Regions from separate parts of the Homo sapiens genome. Here region 2 is linked to region 1. A link is a loop called in an ENCODE intact Hi-C map of the cell type or tissue named here. Cell type or tissue: PC-3. All regions are shown on one strand. Each heading gives the region's core, and the rest is flanking DNA. Links, peaks and the distances in the headings are about the cores only.

Evidence for each region. Peaks named below come from ENCODE experiments on the same cell type or tissue, not always from the same donor. Only the 100,000 strongest peaks of a DNase experiment are listed, where the experiment ranks them.
Region 2: a loop joins it to region 1, with 4 times the contacts of the local background. A loop is called at or near these places in 3 of 110 quality-filtered maps.

What each region holds. Positions count from the first base shown.
Region 1 is chr2:6,941,266-6,951,388 of GRCh38, reverse strand. The region is part of intron 2 of RNF144A (ring finger protein 144A); the gene reads right to left. Among named protein-coding and RNA genes, the nearest start is that of GRASLND, 28 kb to the right of the region's middle. In PC-3, for the core only: no CTCF peak of the experiment used is centred there; a DNase peak (open chromatin) is centred at 4,488; H3K4me3 peaks cover 246 bases; H3K27ac peaks cover 2,480 bases.
Region 2 is chr2:7,007,126-7,017,248 of GRCh38, reverse strand. RNF144A (ring finger protein 144A) reads right to left here. Exons shown (of 9, transcript NM_014746.6): 4 at 2,691-2,795; 5 at 2,477-2,537. Among named protein-coding and RNA genes, the nearest start is that of GRASLND, 94 kb to the right of the region's middle. RefSeq lists an enhancer at 1-81. In PC-3, for the core only: CTCF peaks have their summits at 2,689 (motif pointing right) and 4,513 (motif pointing right); DNase peaks (open chromatin) are centred at 3,328, 4,588, 5,328 and 6,638; H3K4me3 peaks cover 886 bases; H3K27ac peaks cover 6,998 bases.

The sequences.
Region 1 (10,123 bases), core at 1,346-9,345:
GCCAAGTGCCAAAACTTACTAGAGAGCTGGAGTCATTAAGAGCAGGCTGCATTGACACAGAGGTGGGCAACCTAACCAAGTTAATAAAGGAGACAGAGAAAAAAAAAAAAACATGAATACATGGAAACATGACACATAACAGAGTGTGCATTTCAGATAAATAGAGACAAAGGGCCATTCAATAAATGTTACTACGTATTATTTTTCCTTATGAATAAAAACCACATTGGATTCCTCCATCACACACAAAAGTTAATTCTAAATACTTTTAAAACTATTAAATATAAGAGAGTGACTTATGACCTCAGAATACAGAAGAATATATTAAATATAAGGCCCTAATTATAAATGGGCAAGGCTGATATAGTCAGCATGTTAAAATCAAGAACTTCTAGTCATTAAAAAGATAACTTACAGAAAGTGAAAATGGATGACACAAACTGGGAGGTAATATTTTTAACACTTGAAACAAACAACAGTCTTCAGAATACAGGAAAATGAGTTCAAATCAATAAGAAAAATACAATCCAATAAAAAAACTAGACCAAAAATACGAGCAGTCATTTTACAGTGGACAAAACAGATGGTGATTAAACATGGGGAAAGTAGCTCAATATTACTGGTAGCTTAAATTCATCTTACCATTAATTTGGCAAAAATTAAGACACCTAATGCCAAGTGTTAGGATAAGAAAGGCATAAATTTTAAAGGAAACTCTTATTCACTGCTGATGGCAATGTGAATTAGTATGATCACACTTCAGAAATCATTACAACATTTTCTTGCAAACTTAATCATTAATTAGCTTTTATTTTTCAGGCCCAGCTGTGCTCTTCCTTGGTATATAATCAAGAAAAAAATTGCACTTATGGACCAGGTATTTAGGAACCAAGAATACTAACAGCAGACTGTTTTGTGACAGTAAAGATTGAAAATAACCCAAACATCCAATGGCAGGAGAATGCATGAAGAAATCGACGCCAACATTATCAAATATTACACAACATGAAATGAATAAATGCAGTTACACAAAACAACGCGGTTAAATCTTAGAGAACACTGAGTGAGCAAGTCTACCTATAACACAATATCATTGTTAATGAGTAAAAGGATATAAGGTTTAGCAATAAAGAACGCTTAAAATAGCAAGGAAAGATTAGTAGGTAGCTCAGGGGAAAGGTGGGATGCCAGGGCAGCAATATATGGGAGCACCATTCACATCAACGATGCTCTCGTTTGAAAGGCAGGTTCAGGATATTTGCTAATTATGCTTCAAAACTGACATAATGAAGTTTTTCATGTGTCAAATTCTACTGAATACAGCTCTTTAAACGCACTGCTTAAAACAGTAATATGGCAGAATCCTGTTCTGACTAAAAAGCGGGTATCTTTTTATGCCTCCTAAATTTTCTAGAGGGGTAAATAAAAAAATAATAATAATAATAATGGTGATGATGATAGTGGTTTTCTCTGGGAAAGAAGGTACAGAATTTAAATTTTTACTTAATACACTCTCTGTAGTTTAATAATTTTACTGTGTATGTATATTTATTTTTAAAATAAATTATCCATAATTCCTTAAGTAATTCCTTAGAGAACTTTTAGAACTCAAATACAAAAGTTAAGATTAAGAGCAAAGACAGATCCTGAATGAATTCCGAAAATCCAATGTTGATTTGTCAATGAATTGAAAGAACACACAAATAGCCTGGCTGAGTGCAGGTCTCTGAAATGGAAGTTCTGGGTGACGTCCACACCCTCCTCACTCCATGGTCTCTTCGACCAGAGACTCAGCTCGGTGCTAAAGAGGCCTAGACTGCCTCCAGGGCCAGCTCTCAAAGTCTGTGGATTACATGATCCTTTTAATACAGAGGATGTCCTTTAATTCCTGTCCTATGTAAGAACCTTCCTCAGATGATGCACTTTCAATTTATTCTCTATTCTACCAGAAGTTTCTTGATTTCCTTAAAAAAAAAAAAAGAAGGAAAGGAAGGGGAGGGGAGGGGAGGGGAGGGAACTGTGAAATGCCTTCCCCAGGCTAACCCCTTCTTCAAAGATTCTGAAATGTGATTTTTTTTTCCCCATCCTGGAAACATTTATATACAAACCTCCTGTTTGTAGTTAATCCTCACATTCAGTTGACTTACTCACATAGTGAAGAAATGTTTAACAGCAGGCTCTTCATTCTGATTCTTCAAAACCTCAAATTGCGTTTGACTTTTTCTTTCTGGGAAGTGTTGGTGATAATATTACACTCTCTTGGGCTGACTTTAGCCTGCACCAAAGTTTTCAACTAGAATTGGGCAAAGAGGACCCAGAAGAGAAATCAAAAGCACCACGTGGTCACCTCGCATGGCCTACGCTTTCAGGGATGGACAGGCACTCCAGAGCCCACTGGTGCCTCTCCTCTGCCCCCAATGACCTCGTCCACCAATGGACTTCACAGTCATGTTCCTAGTCTCTGCAAAATAATTCATCTGATTTCAATATGTGCTTCCTCCCACAGCTGGACACCATTATTTCTGGTACTCAAGATCTCTTCTGAAGCACATAAAACACCAGCTGATAGCCCTTAAAATGGCTCCTCCAAAACACCAATGTCCAGAAATGATCCACTCCACTCCCACCACGCCCACACCCATCTGGATCCTGGAGGGTCTTGCAATCCTAAATCACTTCCATTTGGAATCAAGATATTTTCCAAGATGTTCTAATCTTCCCTGCTTTCCTGGTGCTAAGAGTCACCTCTTAAGAGTCTCTCCTAAATTTTTATCAGGCAGAAAGGTAATGTGAGATTTGGAAATGGGGCATCCTGGGCTTGTTTCAACTCCACCAATGGCCCGTTGCCTCATCTTGAGGAAGCCTTGTTCAGTCTCAGTTTTCTCAGCTGGATGATGGGAAGCACCACAGCTCACAGGGACATTGTTTAAGCCAGCAAAATAACCATGCAAATGGAAATTCATTTATAAACATGAAAGTGATAAACAAATGATAGCTGTCAGCAGCAACCATGAGGTATTTCATGTGTCCCTAGACCTCTGGGCAGGATCCAAACTTGCGTGGCTCCAGGAGCTTGAGAATAAAAATCAACCTCCTCTAAGGCTGTCTCTTCTCTCTGTGCTGTGACAGAAGACATCCCTCAGCCAGATCTGGATCTCCCAAATTCCTGCAGCCCTGCAGCACCATCAGAGTATTCTCCTCTGAGAGAATAAAACATGTAGACCATCTCCACACCCAGTCTTCCTTGCAGCTGGGAGCAACAGAGCTTGCTGGTATCTTGTTTGTATCTGCTGAGTTTCCACCGTGCAGCATGGCTCCACCAGTTATACACACTGACCTCCTTCCCTCTTCCCTCGGGACCTAGATTGGGCTGCAGGTGGTCATTTTGTGTGCTTTTAGTTCTTAGCCCGTAGCTAACATGTGAGTGGCTAACATCTGAATGTTGATCACACGTTATGAACAGTTTCCCCATCCTTCAATACATCTGATCCTTAGAGCATCTGCCATTCCCATTGTATAATGAACAAATCCAAGAGGGAAGTGGCTTCTCCAGATCACGTGGGCAGGACAGGGCAGAGCCAGGCCTCACCGATTCTCGAGCTCCACCTCTTCCCACAGACCCTCTCATTGGCACTGTGTGGCCTGCAGCAGAGGCTGTCCCTTTTTTTGGCTTAAATACGGCTTAAAATAATTTTTAAAAACTACTCAGGCCCTTTGCATGCCCCCAGTTGCCATCAAAAAAATTCAATAGAACTACAAATCACTGAAAATGATGTAACTTCTGGCATATTGCCTTTTAAAAAATAAGTCAATGTCAGTTTTAAAAGATTTAATTTTTGGCCTATCACTAAATTTTATATATGTAGAAACTTTCTTCTCGGGCACAAATTTTATAGCATTCCTTTATCTCTCTGAACCTATATTACCATTGTTATTCTCCTGACATAATTTTTACTTCATGTAATGTAATATAGGATTCCTTGTCTATATTTTATCAGTGGAAGTATTTTACTGATTTTAAAAATTAAGAAAAGTATTAATTTTTGAAATAGCTTGTTACCATAAGGTTCCAACTATTAAAAATTACTGCAATTGTAATGATTATATAATTAATAAAAACAAGATAAATATAAATTAATGTACATTTCTTAAATCTAAAAAATAAACTATTAAAAACAGAAGAATTTGGATTTTTTCTCTTTAAGTTTGTATATCTATGGATAAATATTACTTATATGTATAATAAGACTCAATTCAAGATCAATTTTGTTCCAACTTTTCACTTTTATAGCTATAATAACTTCAATACTTTGTTCACATACATACACAGATGGACTAGAAGATACATTGTAAAAATGAAACTCAAGTCTTGAACTTCTATATATATGCCAAAAATCACATAGTAATAAAAGAAAAAACTAACTCTGAGTGATCAGCTGACAACTTAATCAGCAGATCTTCCCACAAAAGTAAACCTTTGGGAACCACCAGATATGTAAATAATGTACAACCAAGACATTAGTCATTCAAGTCCAGTTTCTGGGAAACACATCAAGAGACTATACTAAGACTTTATAAATAATTGTACTCATTACTTTTTCACTTAGAGGCACTTTGTTTAAGTCAATATACTCAAGAACGAGCTTGAAAAAAATCTTAATACGTGATTTTATTATTAAAAATGCTTCAATTACATGTTTGTCAATATTATTTGTATATTTAGCTGATTCTAATAACCTAAGAGACAAAGGAGGTTCTCACTGTCAAATCGGTCAGCCCTGTGTTCTACCAGAAGAGGTTTCACCTTATTTTTAAATTCAAAGAAATGTTTTTACATTGACTATATATTTATGTACATACAATTATAGGTATTATATTTATTTATATCATATATATTTAGAGAGAGAAAGAAAAAAGGAAAAATAATTTTTAAAGCACTGAGATAAATTATGAAACACAACTCATAAAACAGATCATTAAAATCAGTAAGGTCAGGTTTAAATCAAGATTGAGGTGACTGAATTATGTTACCCATTTTATAACAAATTATAAAGGCAAGATACTAATGGTGTTCTCATTAATATTTAATAAGGCAGTGTTAAATTGAGCTAAAATTAGAAGTTATTGATGAAGCTGTAAGTCTGAGAGCAGGCACGATATTTCTTTAATGAATGTATATGCATGTGTCTATGAAGTTCTGTTGTTAGGCTTTTGGGAATAATCAAAAGAAACTGTATGTTTAAAATAAGGACAAAAATACATTTGTTTTTGTTAAGCCTCATGACCCAACATTTCCTACTGGGTCTTCTTCCCTTTATCCCAGAAGCATGATATCACTCAATCAACCATCCAGAACCCTTTTGTTTTGAATCACATCACTACCCTTGACACATCTGAATGGTTCTCCCTGCCCAGGAGACAGATTCTACCTCCTCCTGATGGCAAATCTTCAGACTCCAGGCTCCAAGGGGCTCCCCAGCCCTGCTGTTCCAGGGCCCAGGTTCTCCTCATCTCTTTCCTCACAGCAGGCTCAAAACTGCCTTGGTTGTGATAATTCTTCTAACAGTCAGCATCCATTTCTCATTGTCTTAGTTCTACTCTGGCCTGTGCCCCAGTTTTGGGAACTGGAATCCACATCCTCACCTTGTCAACATTACCCAAAAAAAAAAAAAGTCAACAAAAAAACCCACATTCTTACAAACAGAAGTCAGCCTGTGTCTCCTCATTTATCCTGGGAGCCTCAAGCATGGGACCTTGCACATCATGGATGCTCATTAAATGCTGACTTGATCTTTCTAGAGAAATCTATACCGCCCTAGAAAACAGGCACTTGCTGTTCTCTTGCCAGTAGTTGACCGTCTCCCTCCAATTTGGCATGTATAAACACCAGGAAGGCTCAGAGAAGACTGACCCAGCAACAGACTGACTTAACATCATAGCCTAGAGCACAGAATATGGAGGAAAATGGCCCAAAGTCTGAAAAACAGAAGTAAACAAACCCCAGAAAACTGTAACTGAGCTAAATGTGGAAAATGTGGTTATGATTGATTGTAACAATACCATCAGCCGCTGCATCTCAGAAGAGCATCTCTGTTTCCATTTCTAAAAATACTGCTCATTTCTACACATTAGGAACTCTGAAACCAGGAGGAACTAGAGCAAGGTATCGGTCTTTTCGCTTCTAGTTCATGCTTTAAAAATGACCTTTGCCCTAAAGGCCAGCTAGCCAAAAGCAGACCATCAACGAGCCGGCCACACAAAGCTGCAGTTTCCCAAACGTGGCCGGTCCAAAGGCTGAGTGATGGCCAAGGCCAAGTTTTTAACCAACAATTTCTTTTCTTTTTAAACTACTGATATTTCCTACTTGGGAAAAACAAAACAAAACAGAACAAAAACCTGTATTTCAAAATTAGCTACTTCAATCATTGAAGGCTGGATTGAGGCTGCTTTATAGTCCATGAAAACCACCTCTCTTTATAAATTCTAAACATTTAAAAAATCTTTGCTCGTGCTGGAATGTCATTTTCTAGTATTTTGGCCACTTCACCATGACTCTTTTGTGAATATGAAGCCATTTCACAGTTCTTGGAATTTGTTTGAGACAGATTCCCAAACACAGCGTCCTGGGAGGTGGGCGTGGCCAACAGAGAGAACACAAAATTCTACTTGGCCTCGTGATGTGTTTTCTCCAGGGTTCTTTAATGTCTCCCTCACACCTGAGGAGACCCTATCTCGGGGCCAGCAAAAGCACTGCAGGGAAAGATGCAATAATCCTAATATGTTAAAGTTAAGATTAAAAAATAAACATAAAATTAGAATGCACTTATCTTCCAAGGAATGGAAGAGAAAGCGGGAGGGGTAACTTCAAATGGCAACTTTCACAGTGGCCACATCTGGGCCACAGTGCCCCAGCCAGGAAATGCAACCGTGACACCTTAGCAATGCCTTCCCAGTATCACCAAAGGGGTAAGTAGGCAATCGGGTAAGTGGAGGGGAAGATCTCTCCAGCAGCCCTTTTAAAGTACGGACCATGAAAACGTGAGACAGGATGACTGAGAAGCCGAGCCTTTGGGAGGAACACTGGAACTTGCAGCACCCGCAGACACCCCACATTCCGGGTTCCTCACACCACCTCAGATCACTGCCTGTGCCACTGCAGGTCCTTTCTCCATCACCCCAGGCCCATAGTGCCCGGCCTCCTCCCGCATCTCCAATGGCTCCTCCTCTGCTCCTTCCTCCCTCAGACCCGCTGTCCTCTCTCCTCACTTCCCTGTCTCAGTGCCCTCTGAGATTAGGATCCTCTCTCCCTGGCACACAATACCAATTCCAGCCATTCTTTCACTGTGTCCCTCTCAGCTTGGCCAAAAGATCACTCAATCCTTGACCTCCTGCACACTTCAACTCCCCATCAGGGCTGTCTAGAGAAGCATGCAGTCACCCAGAGTGGCTCTTTCAGTCTGGAGCCAGAGCTTCGAGTGGGCTGTGAATGCTTCAGGTGACCGCTCTGCACCTCCATCTCTCTAGAGGACTTTCTGCTGCCTCCTGGTCTCTGCAAACTTCCAATCCCTCTCCATGTAGCATGCTCAGATGCTGGCTTTGACTCCCATTTCACAAAGAAAGGTCGGTAATCAGAAGAGAACTGCAGAGCCTCCTCCTCCGAGCACCACCCACGCATGTATCTGTCATTTGGTCCATCCCCACTGGTAACTATCCGTGTTCCTCCTAAAGCCAGTAACTCCACTTTTCCACAAACCCATCTCTCTCTCCTACTCAAGAAGTGTTTTCAGCAGCCCTCCATCCCACACAATCAATATTTCACTCTCTACAGAATCACTCCCATCAGCATCTAAACATGCTGATAATGCTTCCAACTGAAAAATAATTCTCCTAAGCTTATTTACCCCACCAGATACCACCTCAAACTCTGCTCCCTTTTGCCGCAAAGCTCAACTGAGTTGTCTACAATCCCTGTCTCCACTTCCTCCCCTGCATTCTTCTCTCCAATCCAGCTTGTGTGGCCACAGCCACTGGACCACTGGTCCTGGCACTGATCCGAGCCTCCATTCTCAGTCCTCTCCATGCTCCTGGTTCCCCCGCTTCCTCCCTGGTTGTTCCCTCTTGTTCTCCTTTGCTGGCTTGTCCTCTTCTGCTCCTCATGAAGCTAGAATGCCCCAGGGCCCAGTCCTTACAACTCCTCTCTTCTTTCACTGGGGATCTCATCTGATCTTATTCCTTGAAATACCAAACAGAGGCCAAAGACTCCTATCACATCTCCAGCACATACCGCCCTCTTAAACGATCAGATCTGGATAGGACCACCCACTCGGTGTCTCCATGTGGGTGGCTTATAATCTTCTCACACTCAGCAAGTTCAAAACTGAACTTTGAATCTCTTTTTCAAATTGAGATGGAGTCTCGCTTTTGTCACCCAGGCTGGAGTGCAATGCCACGAACTCAGCTCACTGCGACCTCCGCCTCCCAGGTTCAAGCAATTCTCCTGACTCAGCCTCCCGAGTAGCTGGAATTACAGGCACCTGCCACAACTCTCAGCTGATTTTTATATTTTTAGTAGAGATGGGGTTTTGCCATGTTGGCCAGGCTGGTCTCAAACTCCTGACCTCAGGTGATCCACCCATCTTGGCCTCCCAAAGTGCTGGGATTACAGGCGTGAGCCACCGCACCCGGCCTCTGAATCCCTTTTTGCACCCAAACCTTCTCTGGCTGCAACCTACTCCATCTCCACTGGTGACAATTCCACCTAGTTACTCAAACTAAAGTGCCTGGAGTCATTACAGACTTTCCCCTTTTCCTCATATTCACAACCACTCTGGAAGGACATGGTAAGGGCTCTCTCTTCAGACTATCCAGAATGTGGCCACTTTTCCCTGCTGCTGCTGCTACTGCTATCTGCAGAGTGTGCCCCACTTTCTCTTGTCTGGATTACTAAAGTAAAATTCTCCAATGACCTCTGAGATGGTCTCCTGGGTTTTACTCTTGTCCTCCGCCCTCTCCAACGTCCTCTGAGATGGTCTCCTGGATTTTACACCCTTGTCCTCCACCCTCTGCAACGTCCTCTGAGATGGTATCCTGGACTCTAGCCTTGTCCTCCGCCCTTTCTAACGTCCTCTGAGATGGTCTCCTGGATTCTAGCCTTGTCCTCTACCCTCTGCAGTGTCCTCTGAGATGGTCTCCTGAACTCTACCCTTATCCTTCACTCTCTCCAATGTCCTCTGAGATGGTCTCCTGGACTGTAGCCTTGTCCTCTGCCATCTGCAATATCCTCCAAGATGGTCTCCCGGATTCTACCCTTTCCTCCACCTTCTACAGTTTATTCTCAATGTAGAGGCCAGAGTAAGCCATTTAAAATGAAATAGACCCTGCTTCTCTGCTTAAAACCCTACACTGATATCCCATCATGAACCTAGAATTCCCCCACAGCCTGCAATGGCAGGCACAGCCAGGTCCCACTATGCCCTGCCCAGTCCCAGCTCACAGCTCTGTGCTGAGTCCTTCCAGCCAGGCTGGCCTGGGTGCTCCTCCAGCTGTCCGTATGCTGCAGCCACCAGCCCTTCTGTCTACAGCGCTCTTGCCCAGATGCTAAGTGGCTAGTTACTGCGCCTCCTTAAAGTGCATGTTCAATTTCACCTTTAGAGACCTCCCTGACCACTCCACTTAAAACTGCAACCTGCCCCGTCGTACTAGACATGGTCTACTTTTTCTTTTCTCTACAATATCTAGGCCTTGTTGCATAGTATATAATTTGCTTCCGGCTACTGTCAAATGAGAATTGTCTGTCTCTTCCTGACTGTCCCTACCCCCATCCTCCACTTGTATTCCTCACAAACACAGAATCTTCGTGAGAGCAGGCACTGGTGCTGCCTCACTGAGTTCTGAGTTAGAGCTGTGCCTGGCACACGCAGGAGCTCAATCCACGTGTTCTCTAGTGAATCAGGGAGATCTAAAACAGGAGACTCCAAGGATTGTTAAAAGCAGCAAATGAATAAACCTGGAAATCTTTCCAAAGTATAAACAACTATGATGGCATAAAATAATGTGTTGAACACTATCTTAAAATTCATTCCGGGGAAACCTACTAGAAAATTGCCTTTATGGTATGGCTTAA
Region 2 (10,123 bases), core at 955-8,954, 66 kb before region 1:
CATGGGACGAAGGCATGAGGACCCACAGTCCTGTCTCTGGGAGGGCTGAGCCTCCAGATAGAGGCAGGTGCACAGCAACGCCCTTAGCACAGCACCGCTGGGTCTCAGAGGGCCACGGGCGTCGAGTGTAGCATGAGAGAGGGGTCCACGCAGCAAGAGGCATCCACACCCCCTCGCTCAAGAATCTGTCCCTACCCAGACTCTGGAGTGAGCCAGTTGTGAGGAGGTGTTCAGAATGAAAACTCAGCTTCCTGGCCCCCTTCCCTGGCTTCCTGCTTGCCCCAGAGCTCCAGAAGGGGAAGACATTGACGCTAAAACCAAGGCTGTTATATCAGAGGAGACATTCTAAGACTAAGTGCAGACAGTGTGCGCAACATGACCTAACCATAGAACTTTCTGGTAACTCAATGTTTTCAGAAAATCATTGAACTGTCTCAGTTTTCTTCCAGGGCGTCCTCTACTTGACTAGATTTTAGAGCCATAGAGACAGTCAAAATTTGCTTTCTGATCTTGTCTCCAAACTCTTTCAAGGTGCTGGCTATAATCCATAACTATATTTTAGCTCTGACATTCTAACGTTTTATCTAGACAGGTCTTTTATAGTATGAAGTCTGAATACTTAAAAAAAAAAAAACTTTGAACATAATGTTAGTAAAATGCTTTAAAGGGAGAGGCTTGAGAGATTTTTTTTTTTTAACAGAAGCCAAGTTGGCTTCATGTTTATGCAAAAGGAAAAAAGATTTTCTGACTAAGCCAAAGTACTAAAGAAATAACAGTTAAAATTATTAGGTTGAAAAATGTACCCAGCTGCATTTTTAAATTAAATTCAATGTCATAGAAAGTTCATATTCTTGTAACGCAAACAACAGCCAGTTTCTGTCAAGATTCTCTCTGGAAAATATTCTCAGAAGAGCCTGAAAGTCTCAGAAGTCTAAATTAATCAATTTTATTGCCCTACGTACTGACTTTTGTACCAAATGGCATTATATTAAAGCTATAAACTGCCCCAAAGCAAATGATATACGACACTTTAATAAACACACTCTTGAAAACAAATGTCAATGCCATGAAAAATGCTGTTTGAGTTTTTTTTTAAGTGGGCTACATATTTTTTTCTTTTTCTTTCTTTTTTTTTTTTTTTTTTAGAGACGGGGTCTCAATATGTTGCCCAGGCTGGACTTGAACTCCTGAGTAGTTGAGACTATAGGTACATGCCACTGGGCCCAGCTATCTCTAGCATTTCTTTTAGAAAGCAAAAATATACAAACAACAGGTCTCTGCATGCAGCTAAACTGGGAGTCTCTGGATATTGTCCTCTGGTCTCCTCTGCCGTCCACTCCCCATCCGGCCATGTTTTCATGTAAGCCCACCCTCCAGGGCTGTGTCTCAGTGGTGAGACCCTGCTCAGGTCAAGAACCCGAGAATCAGTGCAGGGAGAGGGAGAGCAGATGCCAGCAATCCAAACTCAGAATCCGCCTGCAAGGTCCACACAATGATGTTCTGCATATGGAGTGTCGCCTGCACACATCTGTCACTCTGCTCTTTACCAGACAAGCCTGGGGCCCAGAATAGATATGAAAACAAAGCCAAAGAGAGTCCACAGACTCTTTACAGTTTCATTGTATGACCCCGGAGTATTTCAGAGAGCAGAGCTAAAGACCTCTCCTGGACATTCCACATGGCTTAATGCTTTGCAATATTATCCTGAGAATCATGTTCTGCTCTGTGTGCACCTGCCACACTGCTCTCCCAGAGGACCCCTGGGTCTGCATCAGGCCTGCTCCAGCCAGAAGGACTATTCAGGGCCCAGTGGAGGGCTCACGATGAAGGGTCATGGGATGTGGTCCCAAAGCACCCACTATATTTAGAAATCAGGGCAAGTCAGTTAGCCTCTCTGGGGATCCGTTTATTAGATAATGACAAATTAGCTTTGCAGAGTTGTTGTGACACTTACTGGGATAAGGGACTTGATTATTCATTCACCACCTACTATCTAGGTCTGTGTCCAGTGGTGAGTAAGCGCAGACAGGACACCTACCATCGGACTGTTGTTAGGACGGGGGTTACTGTAATTTCTGCTATGCCTACCCTCACGACTTCCCTCCATGACTCTGCATCTTTTAACTTCTGGGCCAGTCCAAGAGTTTAGCCCTCAAACTCAGCCTTAAGCTGGCTGAAATATAATACCTCAAGAGAGCCATCAACTTTAAGCCTCCCCCAGGAGCCTCAATCCTTATAAACAAATTGTGTTCCATAAATTCTTCCTGCTACCAAATAGATCACTAGACAAGGTCTTCAAACTGTGAGCTGTTCAGAGAATCCAGAATGTCAGTTTAATTTCAGAAGTTTATTTTACATCAACTTTTTAACTCCTATCAAATGCTGTATAACCATATCTACCAAAAGAACTCCCCACAAAATTATCCACATTCACACATTACAGGAATCATAACCGGCAGATATACCAGGCACCTACCTCTTTCAAATTGTAGCTTTTTATATCTTTGCATAATTTCAGCTGCAACCATGCACTCAATCTAAGGGAAAAAAAAATGCAAACAGGAATGATAACAAGCTGAGGGCTAGAATATAATGCAACGCACACCCAAACAAAACCCACGTTATTCTGACAAGTTCAGCAGTGCACGCCTGTGCACATCAAACAGCCCAGTCTGTTCAATTGCACATGCCTCGTTCTCCTGTAGGTGGCCCTGTTTAGGGCAGGCAGCATCTGGGCAGCTAATTGCGGTTTCTAATCCTTCTTTGATCAAGAGCTCAACATACTGTTTCAGGCACTGAAAGAAAAACAGAGAAGTGTCTATAAACATCTTTACCTCCTTAATGCTGAAGAAACCATGATGCATTAAAAAAAGGACCAGGCACATCATTCCATTACAGTTTAATATTTTCACTGTGTAGTCCACAGCAACCAACACATTTGAGGTTTTGAGGTTTTATTCATTCAACAACTATTTATGGGGTACCCATTCTGTGCCAGGGACTGTATGCTCAATCACAAAGCTAAGGCTATGGGTTAGATCCCGGCACAAAACCTCAGCAAACACAAGAGCCAAGAATTCTAAAAGCAAGATGAAAGGCAGCAAGGGAGGCTGGGAGGTAATATTTCTCAAATGCCTATAAGATGCAGGCACTGCATTAAATATTTTATCTCTCAGTCTTTCACTGAAGCCTTAGAGCATTTTTACAAGAAAGGTATGACTGTTCCATTTTTCATATGTGAAAACTGAGTCAGCAAAGGAGGAAGTTGCCAACTTACACAAATAGTACCCAGAGCCTCGATGTGAACCCAAGCTTGCTCAGACAAAATGCCCATGATCTCCCTGCTGAGAACCCAACTGTATTTGGCATTCCTCACTCAGGGTGCCTCACTTACCAGGCAATTACTCACTACCTACCTTACCTACTTGGGGGCACTGCTTAAAGCCTGAAGTAAGCAAAACAAGAAGAAGTGAAGGACATGAAGTAGAGTTAATATAAAAGATTCTGTGGTCTTCACTCCTGCTTTACAAAGTCTACTAGTCTTAGAAATCTAGTGTTTCCCTGAAAAGCATATTATAAACAGCAATGAGAAGAAACAATACGGCCTTTGCCAGCTAGGCTCACTACCAAGAGAAACTAGATGTAGAGCTTATATAAGAACTCAAAGAGCATAGAAAATGATGTAAAATCCTACAACGGCATCCCCAAATCAACTTTAATCACAGTCCCAGTATATTTAAAGTTCATATTAGCAACAATATATAATATTACAATACCATTATTAAAATATAATAGCAATTAATCAAGAAAAATTAATAAGCTATGTTTGCTGAGCTGACATCTCCCCGCAAAAACGTATAATCCATTTTATTACAAGAATGCATGATTATTACTAATGAATGGGTCTAAATGGAAATTCAACTGCAATTCCTTCTACCTCCATGTTTAGAACAAGCCTATTAATCTCTCTCTACCATCCTTATTTTCCTGATCTGCAATTTAGGGTGGTTTAACCTACCTCACAGTGGAGTTGTAAGAATATTAGGCAAGTGAAAAAGTATAGAAGAATACACAGAGAAGAGTATATGCTTGATATATAAAGAATAATTTGATCTAAACTGGTAATTCTCCCCATCCTAGCAAAATAGAATATTTCATTCATTGAAGACTCCAGATTGCAATTTCTTTAAAAAACAAAAATCAAGGCAATCCTCAGAAAGAGCCACTTCCCAAAGCTTTTCTCAAGAGCTGTAACTTCAAGTACAAATTACAATGTTGGTGGCTCCACACTGAACCCTGTGTTCCAGCCTGTGTTCTTTTGATCTGCCTGGGCTCTGATGATTGCAGTGGCCCTAAACTTAGGTTTTCACAGATCATCTACATTTTACCAACCTATGGTTTATGAAGACATTTCCCAGAGTAGTGAGTATGGACGACCCCAGGCTTGGAGTTCTACGTGAGACTCCAGATGGCAGAATTTTCAGAGATAAATTCATTAAAACCAATGCAAAGACTTCTTTCAGAACAAGGGAGAGGCAGATGATGAGCAAGAGAGGAGTCACACCCAGCCTCCAGCAGGGCTGCAGCCTGGTTCTGGGAACCATCCGCAGACGTGTTAAGTGGCAGTGGCGCTGCGGACTACTAGAGTGGTGAACCATTGTAACAATGAGCAGAACAGTTGGCAGATCAGTGGAACTTTCTGTTTATGATTGGGTGCCACATGACAAGGGAGAAAGATTGTAGGCTTCAGAGCCAGACAGGCTCAACCAATCCTTGTCCCTCAAGTCAGAGTTTGAGCAACAGCTCCCTTGACAATAAAACCAGAATGCCCATCTCCCTGCACTTGACAATAAAACCAGAAGGCCCATCTCCCTGCACTTGACAATAAAACCAGAAGGCCCATCTTCCTGCGCTGTTGTGACAGTAATCTATGAAAGCACCTGGCATAATTCCTGGTAGACAGCACCAGCTAAGTAAATAGTGGCTGTTGTCTCTTTTTTGTCTACTTACGTGATTTGTCTCTTACAGTTATAGGTATTTAAAAATCCCAAAACCTTAGCAACAAGATCATTATTTTACTTTCTATTATGAAGTTTGTCTAAATGGGGTCTCTGGAGGATACTGGAGTGCGTTAAACCAATATACGATGCTGAAGACTCTCAGGATATTGTGCGGATCAGTATATAATGATAAAACATGACGCATCCTAAGAAGCAAAATACAACAATTAAAAGTGGCATGAAGCGTACACCCATATGCAACAAGTAGTGAGTCATGTCTGGGTTTCAAAGCTACCCAAGAGTGAACATCATGTGTCATCAGGATGCAGCTATCTGTACAATCTGCAAAAGGATTATGTTCTGGGAATATCAATTTGTTCACTACATAAAGAGAGATGACGTTCCAAGCGCCTGACCTTGCATCCATCAAAAACAAGCCCAGCTTTCTTCCAGATATAAAGTGGGTCATGACTCACAAGCTATGGTTTTCATTCTAATTGCAAAAAGATGTCTTGAAATGAGCACAAAAATAGGTAAACAGAGAAACTTCTGTAAAATACACAGCCTAAAAGCAGATACTGACACATTTTCCTACTACTGCACTCATTATAGATAGCAGTAGACAAATGCTTTCTAAGTCCTAGATTCTACGTGAATTGCATTACCTATGTTAGCTCAGTAAACATGCACAAAAGTCATATGGCGTGTTACCATGCTCACATGACAGATGAGAAAACCAAGGCTCAGAGACATCAACAACAGCTCAATAGAAGCACTAGGGCTCAAACCCACATGTGGCTGATTCCAAGGCTGGTGAGGTTTTATGTTTGTCTGTTGTACATTTTTTGTATACTTACTCCTCAATTGAAAACTTTTACATGAGCCAGTTTAGAGATATAACATACAACATGAGGACTAACTTTAATACAATTGTATCATATCAGGGATTGTTAGTAAGTGAGTAGACTTTAGGTGCCCATCACCGTAAAAAGCAACTATGTGAGATGATGAATACGCTGAGCTGCTTCACTATATGACCATTTTATTATCTATATGTATCCCATAATACTATGTTATAAACCTCAAATATATACAATAAAATTTATTGTTTTTAAAAGAACACTTTCAAAATCAATCATTCAATACATATTTTCTGTTTACCTCATAAACTTTTTCTGTAGAACAAGGAATTGTATGTACTTTAAAGGGGCATAGTGTCAGTCAACCCCGAGAACCTCTCCTTTGTATGTTCATGTTCATGCTGCTGCAAATGCAATGATCCATTTGCAATGCTGCAAATGCTATTGAGACCCGCACAGCCCAGTGTAGGGGAAAGAGGCATGCACAGATCATCATCACAATGCACTGTGCTCCGTGCTCTCATGGGGCCACTTCAAGGGGGCAGGGAGGCTCTAATGGGCCACTACAGGGGTAGAGAGGAGGGGTCCCACCTGGGTGGGATCAGGGAAGGCTTCCCAGAGATGAAAAGTTGGCCAGAGGGTCAAAGGCATTGCAGGAAAAAAGGCATCAGCCACACAGAGGGAAGAAAGGGGGGTAAGCCACAGAATGTTCCAGGAATTTCATTTTCCACTTTGGTTTCCAACTCTTTGAAACCTGATGACGAGACAGCACTGCTGATTTGCTAATATACCTCCGGTGCGTCAGAAGTTTCCTGCCAAGGAGAAGTGGCCACAGAGAAATATCTGCCTCGCCTAAAACTACAGCGAGTCTGATTTTTGTCTGCTTTTTCACACGAAGGCCTGCTGGCTACTGATGATCCTAAAAGCAGGAGAAAATGCCCAGAAACTGTGCTCAAAGGTGCTTATCTGGGATCCACGATTTATTAACACAAACATTACACGCAGGCAGGTCCAAATTGAAGCAGCAAAAGCCCCATGAACAGTGGTTGGGAGCAAAGACCCTGGAATCACACACAAGGCTGCCTTGAAATTGTAGCTCACCCACTTAGCAGACATGTGGCTCTAGCATGGACCTTTCTCTCCCAGTGCCTCCACTTCCTAATACTGTGGGATAAGCTTGGCAGATAGAGGGACAATCACTCCACAGCTCCAGTACCCCGGAGACAGCGGTGCTCCGGAATATTGCTTACACGCTCCGCAAGGGTTTCTCTCAGCCTTTCTAGAGCCATCAATAATCCATGGTCTGTTTATGTTTCTCCTCTAGTAGATGGTGAATTCTTTGAAAACAAGAACTATTAATTATTTATCTTTCTATTCCCCATACCTAACAGAGTGCTGGCAAATAGCAAGGGATGAATCAAAGCCTTGCAGATAGAGGGTGAATGGAAGGACACAAAGATGAGTAGAACACACACAGAGTAGCCAGACACCTGGCAACAGGCATTCCTCTGAGCCCCAGCAGGAGGGCTGGAGCCCTGAGACAGAGGTGTGCTAGCTACACACCACCACCGCAGGGCCATACAAGCCGGGTCCTCAGCACAGGCTGGAGGGCTGTGGTTAAGGAGGCTGGAGGCACGACCTCCTGCACAGCCTTCCCTTCTGAGGACAGCCTCATGGGAATCCCCCTGGCAACTCTCACTGGATGGCCCTGGGAACCTGCAGCAAACTGCCCAGCAAGCTGCACAGTACATGTTCTGGCAAGGATCACTTTCCTCAAGGATGTAGGACTGTGACTTCACTCACAAGCTGAAGAGTTCAAATTATAAAGTTTGTTTTTATAAGGTTCTTGAAAAAAAAAAAGCCCCAGACTTTATGCGTAAAATAAACGCTCCCATCTATATGAGTTCTTGCTTCTGTCGAGCCTTTAGACCCGCCGCCTCCTGTGCTCTCACCACAGCCTTGGGTGGTGTGCAGGAGGCAGGCAGGCTCACAGTCAGCTGCTTCAGGTCATGATCGGCGTGCTGCTCCCCTGCATTACCTTTTTCCTAAGCTATCTAAGACTAAGTCCCTTCAGCTACAGAACAAGATGATCCTGCTTTGCAGGTGGCATCCTTGCTGGAAGGGTGGATTTTGCCCTATATAAAGTAAGGCCCCGGCAAATACTAGTTCTTCTTACCCCTTCAGTATCCTCCACCTACTTAACCTCATTCTACCTATGCACAATTTCCATCATCAGAGTCTTCCAGCCCGCATGCTGTGTATGGGTCTCCTGTCACCCATGTGGAGGGTGAGTGCACACCTCATCTCCTGCAGTGTAGATAAGGCCAGGGGTAATGCCTCTGTGGCCCTATGCGGCCCTCACACGGTGGCTGGTGACTGTAGATGCTCAGTGAAGATGTGGACGGAATGATTTTGTGTTAAACACTCTCTTTCAAGAACTCCAGGTGGGAAGTTAGCAGTAGCAAGCCTGTCACTTATCTGGGATTCTCAAGTCCATTCAGCAGCTAGCACTGAGCACCTGCTTTTGTGGGGTGGCATGCAGGGACCTGGGGTGGAGGCCAGGAGGATGCCCAGAGCCCCGGCTCCCTGGCCATTCAGAGGTCTCAGGAGCAAGGCACGACAGCAGGACTGGATGCGGAGGCTGTTTATTCCATCTCCTTATACGAGGAAGAGACCGCCCCTTCCAGTGTTGAGTTTGTCCAAGACAAACAGCAGTCAGGAGAAAGGGAAGCAGGCTCCACCAGAAGGGGTGTGCTCAGGAACAGCATCTGGCCCGGGGGGACAGGGAAGCATGGGGTGCAGTAGGCCAGGAGGCAGCAGCAGTGCTGAGTGGAGCGGCAGGGCTCACTCCTGCAGGCAGTGGAGAGTGCACCGTGTCGGGAGGGGGCCTGTGTCATCCACGGCTGCTTTATAAGAACCCACTCGGGGCAGGAAGGCCAGTGTGACCGGTCAGGCCTGCGGTTCTTAATCAGGGCACTGTGTCAGCAGAGCTTCAGGGAAGTGTTTGTGAGGGGACAGCTGGAGGGTAAGGGACTGGGCACAACCTGCAGCCGGGCCTGCAGCTACACTGCGGTCTACAAAAGCCACCAGAAGCTGGACGTTCCCGAGGAGGCCTGCACATGTGACCACGCACCCGCTGCCAAAAAGGAGGAAGGCCGCTCTTTGTTCTCACAGTTGCCTGTCCTGAGGTCTGGGCGGCAGCCAAAGAGGCAGTGATAGGCTCTGAAGACTGAGCCCGGGAAGCCAGAGACAGGGTGAGATGGGGGTGACAGCCAGGAAGATCTGGCTCTCTAGGGACGCCACTGGGCTTTTCCTCCCCCTCGCCAACCACAAGGGGAAGACACTGACGTGGAGACTGTGCTTTCCACTATACCACAGGGACTAGTGAACTGTCCAGCTGCCTTCCCCTCACCTCTGGAGGCAGTGCTGGGCTGGTGGAGAGGGAAGACTTCTGAGAGAATGCATGTTCCTTCCTTAGCAAGGAGCTCGCTCCTGCAGCCTCAGCTTCCAAACAAGCTGCAAGAGAAGCGGTGGTGTGGGCAGCGCGGCCCGTTTGTTCTATCTGTTCAATATGAAAACCCGGATTCACAGAGGAGCAAAAATGCATATTTCACCCAGCCACGGCTTCATCACGAAGACCTCCCAGGGGAACGGAACAGAGGCAGTGTGGTAGCAGGGTGTGCACACAGACAGCACCAACATCAGAGGCAGGAACAGGCAGGGACTCGGCCTGTCACTTCAACAAATATATATGCACTCCACACCAAGGCTGTGACATTGGGTGAAAGGCATATTGTGGCTTGGCAAGTGTACTATGTTGAGGGTGGTTAAAAGCTGAGGCAGGATGATCCCTGGGTCAGACTCTTAATGGAGGTGAAATGAGTGTGTCTGTGAAATCGAGTGTGTGCGAATTTAAGACCTGGACAGAAGGGGACACATGCACAGACGCGCTTGAGAGGCTGAGTGTGAGACAATGTGAGTAGGCGTGCAAATACTCAGAATGTCTAACAGCAGAGGGTTAAGTTGTAATCGTGTGACACTTTCTTAATTCAGCCTCTGTTGGGAAGATCTGAATTTTCCAGACAACTGAAGATCATTCTATCCCATCATGAAACCAAAAGTTTTATTTGTTTGCTCTTTACCCATTGTATAAGAAAGGGCTGGGGAGACTGATAGGGATCCTGCTGACATTGGGGCAGGGTTGAGGACGCTACCTGCTGTCGGTCCTAGACAGGCCTCCTGGAAGAAAGCACTGAGGAGGGT